Linked DNA regions of Homo sapiens: all the other regions are linked to region 2. A link is a contact called in ENCODE Hi-C or POLR2A ChIA-PET data. All regions are on one chromosome and are shown on one strand. The core of a region is the stretch at or near the end of the contact, and the rest is flanking DNA. Distances in the headings are between cores, read along the strand shown.

Region 1 (2,700 bases), core at 2-2,501, 670 kb after region 2:
AAGTAAATGATGTTCTAGTAAGATCAATATGAGAGAATTAAAGACTAATATAAAGTTTATCACAAGGCCAACATCTATAAGTTAGACCTTTTTTTCTTTTCCTCTAAGGGCAGTGGTTCTCAAATTTTAACCCATGTAAGAATCACCTGGAAGTCTTGTTAAACACAGACTTCTGGCTGGGCACAGTGGCTCACACCTGTAATCCCAGCACTTTGGGAGGCCGAAGTGGGTGGACCACCTGAGGTCAGGAGTTCGGACAGCCTGGCCAATATGGTGAAACCCCGTCTGTACTAAAAATACAAAAGTTAGCCGGGCCCTGGTGGTGTGCACCTGTAATCTCAGCTACACAGGAAGCTGAGGTAGGAGAATCGCTTGAACCCAGGAGGTGGAGGTTGCAGTGAGCTGAGATCGTGCCACTGCACTCCAGCCTGAGTGACAGAGTGAGACCCTGTCTCAAAAAAAAACCACGGACTTCTGACCCCATCCCAGAGTTCCAGGGGTTGGAGAGCATGGAGGGGGAAGATTTTTCCTTTCTAACAAGTTCTCAAGTCATAGTGATACTGCTGGTCCAGGGACCCTACTTTAAGAACTACCGACCTCAGGGAACCTTCACAGTAAGTATCTGTAATGAGTCCAATCAATGAAAACTTCAGTGAATTAGACTTCATTAGAATTACTTCAACTTTGTTTTGGGAAAGTCTATAGACATTTTTGTTTAATGCTGCATACATATGCATTATCTCCACCTAGGCATCAAATAAATATTCTTTGGGGTACTGATCTAATGAGAATACTGGTAGATATAAATGCTCTTCCATTTGCATTTTAATTATTTGAAAACTAATGTTCACAAATTCACTCCCTGGTGCTCTAATCATTTCCTCTACTATTCAATGCTTATCAAAGCAAGTCATTAATAAAATAGATCAACACAAAATGTTTTATGATGTGAAGAAAGTAGAGTCCCAAAGAATGCATCTCACAACCTTAGAGAAAATAAATGAAATAGAAACCTAGAACTGCTTCACTGAACTATGAGTGATGATTTGTTGAATGCCTCAAGAGGAAGTAAAAAGTTACATTTGCATCATTTCTGTATTTGATCAGCCGTTGTTTACCTGACTTGTTCTTAGGCTGCCTTAGATTCTGAGCTGGCTTCCCTTTAGGCTTTTTCATAAACAAATAACTGGAAATGTCTCTAAGGAGGGGAGAGACCAGTTCCTCATTGCAGCTGGTAGCAAGGTTGCTTTCACTCAGCCAGGAGGACGCATTGTTACAGGTGTGGAACTTGTTGCTCCGAGCCCTCGCCTGGCAGCTCACTCTGGATCTGCGGGTTCTGAGGAGCCTCGGGACCCACCTGGGTGCAGTTGCCTTCAGGGACAGACCATCTTACAGGTATTAAAGGCAACATTCAGCTGCTTTCTGGGTTTCTCTCTTGCACTTTCCTTTTGTCCTATTGCTATCAGTTTCGCTTGTTTTGCTGATCTCTCCAGGTCTCATTAGAATTAGTGAATCATTAACCTGCAATGGTTTCATTTCTAGTACAGTGAGATGGCTTCCCCAACAGTGTGGGTGGGTGTTTGCTGGATTCTCAAAGCTTGGAAGGTCAAAGGTTGGTGAATTTTCTTTATGGTGACCATGTATTAATTTCCTCTTTTAAACATAAAGAAGAGTTAGCATGAATGGATTGACTTGTTAACTTTTGATTCTACCAGATCCACTGGGTGTAGTCATTTAGGGAAAGCTTCCCAGGAGCCTTAGCCATTATCTCATTTAATTTCTGCAACAGGCCTGTGAGGGAGGTTCTTTGATGTCCTCTTGGTAAATGCTGCATGGCAGTTGGCAGAGGAGAAGTGGCTTGTCCTAGGTCACACAGCCAATTGGCGGTGATACTGGAAGAGAAACCAGACCCATTTCTTCTGGTGCTTGAGCTCTTCCTGCCTTTCTGCAAACCACCTCCCTAAGCCCTGCTGTTTTTAAAGTTTCTCCATTTCCGCAGTGCATCATGTCGGCAGTTACTATTGCCTTGGTTCCAATATTTAAGACAGTGGCTAATAAATAATTCTTACCGATGTGAATCCTATTGGCCATAAATAACTTCCTACCAGCAGCTACACCCCTGTGTCTGAACGACTACAAAGGAAACCCAAAGCCGTATCCTAACCCCTCAAAAGAGGAGAGGAAAAGGCCAGAAGGACAGAGGGGAAACCCAAAGACTAAGAAATCTGATCTAACTATTATGCAAGTGCCTATGCAAATATACTGAATTCCTTTAACATTGTTGCTGCCTAGAACTTGGACAGTCTTCTAAAGGAGAAAAATAATAGAACGGCCCTGATTGTATGTATGTGTGAAAGTACCTATTGATTCAAAATTAGCTGGGTGGGGTGGTAAGCATCCATAGCCCCAACTACTCAGGAGCACTGCAGCATGAGGATTCTGTGAGGCTAGGAGTTTGAGGTTACAGTGCGATATGATCACACCTCTGCACTCAGCCTGGGCGACAGAGCCAGACTCCATCTCTAAAAAGAAAAAAAAAAAGAAAGAAAGTACCTATAGATTTGATGCTCAGCTCAGCATTTGTTTGTTGGGAGAATGAGGAACTGGCCTCTCCATGTAGCAACAATGTACCTTATTTTATCAATGGTAGGGAGGGACCATTTCATACCTCTCCAGCAATGTTGGTATCAACCTTCAGAG
Region 2 (2,700 bases), core at 43-2,542:
ACATACTTGCCAAAGCTGATTACAGCATTTTTGTTTAATTAAAACAAACTTACATGACATATTTCTTTTCATAAAGGTAGTTTTTGTTTAATTGTAGAAAAGTTAGAAGATACAAATAAGGGAAAACAAGGAGAAGAAGGGAGAGAGGGAGACATGAATGAAGAAAGAGAAGAAGAAAGGAGGGAGGGAGGAAGGGAAAGAGAAAAGAAGACTTGCAGAGAAAACTTATCATCCCCAGAGAAGCCATCATTAGCATCTAAATGTTCAGCTTTTCAAAGCCCCCACCCCTTTTTTTTAACTATATATGGTGGGGTTATTTTTACAAAAATGTGATCATAGTCTTTTTTTTATTTTTATTTATTTATTTTTTTTGAGGCACGGGGCTGGCTCTGTTTCTCAGACTGGAGTGCAGTGGCTTCCTGCAGCCTTGAACTTCTGGGCTCAAGCAATCCTCCCACTTCAGCCTCCAGAGTATGTGGGACTACAGGTGCATGCTGCCACCACACCTAGTTCTTTTTTTTTAGTAGAGACAGAGTCTGCCCAGGCTGTTATCAAACTCCTGGGCTCAAGTGATCCTCTCGCCTTGGCCAACCAAAGTGCTGGGATTACAGGTATGAACCATTGCACCTGGCTGAATCATACTTTTATAACTTGCTTGTTCCACTACTCCATATATCTAAATTATTAAATATTATTTCTACTAAATTCTTAATACTAGGAGTTCTTAACCTTTGAGTGATAGACAGGTTCCTGTTTAAATCTCTTTATATTACATGAAAATGTTGAGCATATGGAGATTTTTCTAGGGAGATGGTTCACAGCTTTTATTGAGCTCCCCAAGGGTGCCCACAATCAAAAATTTTTAAGGCCACTGTTTTACACCCTCATTTTAAATGGTAAAAATAGATATATCTGGAAGAGATATAAACAGACACATATCATGATTTTTTTAACCAAATTCTTGTTACACATTTAATTCCATCCCACTTTTGAACTATTATAAACAATATGCAGTGAACTTAGCTTTTAAAACTTTAACTACATAACTATTTCCCGTGATACTGGCAGAAATGACATTGCTGGGAATTTTTTCAGTGTGAAGTAACACAGATTGACAAATTGTCACAGCACTTAACAAGTGACTTTTTACACCATAGAACCCACCTTGTTCAGATACTACAGCTAGAACTGTATCATGAGAGAGCCACCCTCCTGCACATACTGCAGGAAGGAGCAACATTTCCTGCATTTGTTTGGTTTTGTTACCGACTTGCCGCCCTGCCTGCCACTTTGAGGCACAGTTGCAGCGCCTCTGTTTACATTTTTGGAGGACACGTGGACAAGCCCAGGCAAAGCCGAACAGCACACGGTACATCAATCACACAAGGAACATCTGCTGATTCCCTTGGGGGAAACAGAATGATTCCGAGAGTTGGGGCACTGCCAACGGGAAATTCACACAGATGAAAGCAACAGAATTCATGCTTGCAGTTTCAAGGGGGTGGAGGAAGGAGGAGAAAGAGAGTGGGTAAGCAGCAAGGTGAAATACAGGGTTCCCCCCCGAGTCTCACTTGTTACATATGAAAAGGTTTAAATCAGTGTTTTAAAATATCGGAACTGGAAGTTGTGAAAGCAAAACTATTCTTTGGTTTCAGATGTATTTTCATCTAGAGACCTTATTAAGGAATTTGCTAGAATAGTTTTAGTGACCCAAAAATAAATATTGATTGGTTCTGTATGTATTTATAAAAGTATACCTGGTCTGGGGGATCTGAGGCTACTGGATCATAAGAGAGTACAATGAAACCAGAGTGTGCTAACCTGCACATCTTGAAGGACTAACATCTTCCAGGTTTGCTGTTGTTTACGTGCTGCCTGTGAAAAGCAGAGTTTTGAGTGTTTTCAGCACCAAAGTCCCCTCAAAGCAAAAGAACAAAACCATCAAGATGTTATTGGTAATTCATAATCTGAAGCTGAGCATATAAGAATTTGTCTTTTTTAATTGTGGATACATTGAATTTGGGCTCCCAAATGGTGTTCTTATGATTTCAGTTTTTCTCTCAGAGAAAATACTGTACCAACAAGCCCTGTCAGAAGTCACCTCCAAATGCATGGAATACCAGGAATGACCCCTCCCTTCCTTCAGATCTGATATTTCCTTGGCAAGCACTTTTTCTCAGACTATCTTGCCATCGAATTTCTATACCGCCTCAAGATGACACTTTGTCTAGCAAAAAGTGATGCAAAGCTCTTTTGCAAAAGCCCCTCAAATTAATACACCTTACATATTTTCACTAATAAAACTTTCCTTGGAAGCCCCATATGTGTAATTATGCTTTCACAGATGTAAACAACTAAAACACAAGAAGATTAAATGATCTCTCTGAGATGACCTAGCAAATCATCCACCAAATGCATGATGTCTGACAACTTATGACATACAAATGCTTACACTGACAACTCGCCCTCATCCTTGTTTCTGTGCAGAAAAATAAGGGAAATCGTTTACTGGCCCAGAAGACCTCACGATGGCAAATTCAATCAGATCCTCATTAACCAGATCAAAATGAGGCCTGACAGAGTCTTCATTAGATCTACAAAATCCTGTTCGTTTTAGCTCTGAGTCTCCTGACTTGTCCGTGTCATCATAAATTGGTTGTTTTGAAGTCAGAGAGGACAAAGTGCTTGCAGATGATGGTC
Region 3 (2,700 bases), core at 160-2,659, 520 kb after region 2:
TAGGTGCATTCCAGATATGCAGAAATCATGACCATGGAATGATTCATCTCCAGTTAGCTCCCTCAAAAATTCCCCACAGTCACTATCTGACACCTTTTCCTCAGGCCTCCACCTTGCACCTCCCCTGCCCCCTCCAGAATGACTTTGTGTCATTCTTCACTGAGAATGAGGCCATCAGAGAAAGCCTTCCTCATTTCTCCCTTTTCTACCTCTTTATTTCTCTAGATCTTCACCCTCCCTTTTTGGGAGAGGAACACTTCCTCCCTCCTGCAACCTTCCTCCACCTATCTATACTCAAACATTAACTACTAATGTGATCAAAGAATCATTATTCCTTCATTCCATAAATAACTCCACACCAGCACTTGATCCCTGTCTTCCTTTCTCTTCTGTAACTTGTACCACAAATCATGCTTGTTTATTTAATTTCTCCCTCACTACCACCATCTATTTCTAAACCAACAGCCTACTCAAGTCTGCCTGCTTCCCAAGAGTCCTCACTCAATCCTGCTTATCTTTTTGGCCAACCTCCAACTCTCTGGAATTTGACCTCAGGACTTCTTGGAGATGATTGGATGGCTGTTTTTACCTTCTAGTGACCCACTCACTCCTCAGCCTTTATCATCTGACTTTCCAGCCTGCCTATGTGTTTTTTACCCTGTTGCAGCCCCTGCCACCACCCCAGAATGCTGTTCTGTTGCACTCCTACCCGCTATGGGACTGTGTACCTGCCAGGCCTCTAGATGCTGCATCCCTCTCCTTGACCCTCATCTGAAGCCCAACCCTATGCCAATCTATAGAATGAACCCCAATTCAGACAAAAGAGATGTCAAGGTAACCAACTCCACCCTCTGAGATCCACGACTAGCCAAGGCTTGCCATTGCTCCACGTTACATCTCTGTTGTGAGAGCCATCTTGATTCTCATGTGTGAGCCCAGATTTGGCTCTAAGACTGATCTCTTAGTTTCATTCCTGTTCAACCTATTTGTTGAGCATGTATTATGGGCCAGACTCTGGCACACAACTCCTACACATGATTACCCCTCCCGTTCACAACACGGCGATGCTGGAGAGCCCTACATAGTCAGCAGACCCATGCTACAGAGGGTTTGAGGAACTCTTCCAAGGACACACAGCCATTCCATGGTGGAACCAGAACTCAAACAGGCATTCTGATTTTAGAGCCTTTGCTCAATAAATAGTTATAACAGAAGAGAGAGTGGAGACGTGTGTGTGTGTGTGTGTGTGTGTGTGTGTGTGTGTGTGTGTAGGGGTAGAAGATAGTGGTGGGGGAGCTTTCTGAGACCCTGCTACTCATGCCAGATTTTCTGGTCCTGATTAGCTACTGCCTGGCTGCCAGAAGCTGTTATTATCACTCACTCCCGTGCTCCTGTCACTGGGCTTGTGGAAACTTGCCCTTCCTTCTGCTCTCGGTCTCTGATGCTGACAGCTATGCTGGAAAATCCCATGCTGGCCACTGCCACACTTACCAGAGGCATATTGTACGTGCTGGTCTGGACTTCCTGCCTGACCCCTACGTGTCCTGTGCCTGCCCCTTCACAGGAGGTCGGTCTACTTCCTGGCCAGGGCCTTTCCAGCCTGTCTCACCCCTGTGCAGGTAACAGAGCTCTTTTCTCTGCCACCACTTCCCCACGGAGTCTTTTCCATGGTTCTCCCTGACAGAATTCATGCTACATAGTCTTTGTTAACTCATGGCATGCACTTTCTTCCTGCTTCTTTCCTCAATTTATGTGAGATTAAGTTAATACCAACCTATCTTGTTAACCCCTTCTAATACGTAATCTTCTTTATTTTAAAATTTAAATGTTTGTTATATTGAATTCAGTAACTAGAACATTCTCCTCCAAAATAAGAATGGTACAAAAACCTCAAATAAGTAAGTCTGTTGGGGAAAACAAGTTCCCCCAAAGAATAAATCTACCAGGAGAGTAAAAACGATGATAATCAGAACAATGATCAATAATCACTATTGTCAAAGTGCCTGGCAATCACCAAACACCAGATTCATCGGCTCTTCACCGTCCTGTAGGATGACTTCTGTGACTTGCTAAAACCCACACAATAAGTATAATGGTGACAAGACTCAACTCCCAGGCTCTGACATTAAGTCCTATTGTCTTCCTAAAATGCTCCTTAAAGAGAGGATTTCTGTCTCACATGGTCATCTGGATCATTTGAAAACTTCAAGCAGAAAGTCCCAAGGTCACCATTAAATGTTTTCCAAGATTACACATCTTCAAACAGAAACCCAAAATAATGAAAACCAGGAACCAAGACTTCCAGCTTCTCTAATGAGAGTAAGTCTTAGTTCTTTTTCCTTACTCCACAAGAAAAATTATATCTCCCAAGGGGAGTTATGGGCTTTCCAAAAGAGGAGCAAAGGGATTTGAGCTTAGGAAATGAAACTTTGCTCAGCACTCTTCAGGAATGACGTTCTCCTTCCTCCCCTATAACAATGCAAGTGCACATTCATTTTCTTACATTTTAAATCACTGAACAAAAAGGCCTAGTTTTATTTATCCTGCTGCTGCCACTGTGGCAAAACTAAATGTGTGGTGCATAAACTGTTTATAAATCTTGTCTCCAACAAGAGAACTGAGTGTGCACTTTTTGAGGACCTTAGTTCATTCAGAATGATGAGAAAATTTGGGAGAAATTTTTCTCTTGATATAAGAGCT

The links. Hi-C counts contacts between places; a loop is a spot of excess contacts on that map. ChIA-PET counts read pairs that join two places held with the same protein, here RNA polymerase II (POLR2A). Pooled maps may share reads with other maps.
Region 1: a map with no recorded cell type shows a loop between it and region 2 (10-fold over the local background). The contact joins the promoter of PLEKHG7 here to the enhancer-like site in region 2. A Hi-C loop is called at or near these places in 3 of 37 single-sample maps with no recorded cell type and 3 of 50 pooled maps.
Region 3: a pooled map shows a loop between it and region 2 (4-fold over the local background). The contact joins two enhancer-like sites. A Hi-C loop is called at or near these places in 1 of 168 maps with a recorded cell type or tissue (sigmoid colon), 13 of 37 single-sample maps with no recorded cell type and 9 of 50 pooled maps. POLR2A ChIA-PET finds 5 or more read pairs at or near these places in 2 of 52 experiments (CD4-positive, alpha-beta memory T cell and T-cell).

What each region holds. Positions count from the first base shown.
Region 1 is chr12:92,701,738-92,704,437 of GRCh38, forward strand. PLEKHG7 (pleckstrin homology and RhoGEF domain containing G7) reads left to right here and starts at 1,252. Exons shown (of 17, transcript NM_001377329.1): 1 at 1,252-1,395. RefSeq lists an enhancer at 1,393-1,452.
Region 2 is chr12:92,033,724-92,036,423 of GRCh38, forward strand. All of the region lies in intron 1 of LINC01619 (long intergenic non-protein coding RNA 1619), which reads right to left. Among named protein-coding and RNA genes, the nearest start is that of LINC01619, 110 kb to the right of the region's middle. RefSeq lists enhancers at 1,250-1,544, 1,268-1,577. Within about 2 kb of position 1,293, at least 27 of the 41 ENCODE cell types and tissues checked have a DNase peak (open chromatin) inside an H3K27ac peak, as active enhancers do; they include sigmoid colon, where a contact is called at or near this core.
Region 3 is chr12:92,552,107-92,554,806 of GRCh38, forward strand. No RefSeq gene overlaps it. Among named protein-coding and RNA genes, the nearest start is that of LINC02397, 87 kb to the left of the region's middle. RefSeq lists enhancers at 1-215, 1,345-1,534. Within about 2 kb of position 1,410, at least 19 of the 41 ENCODE cell types and tissues checked have a DNase peak (open chromatin) inside an H3K27ac peak, as active enhancers do; they include sigmoid colon, where a contact is called at or near this core.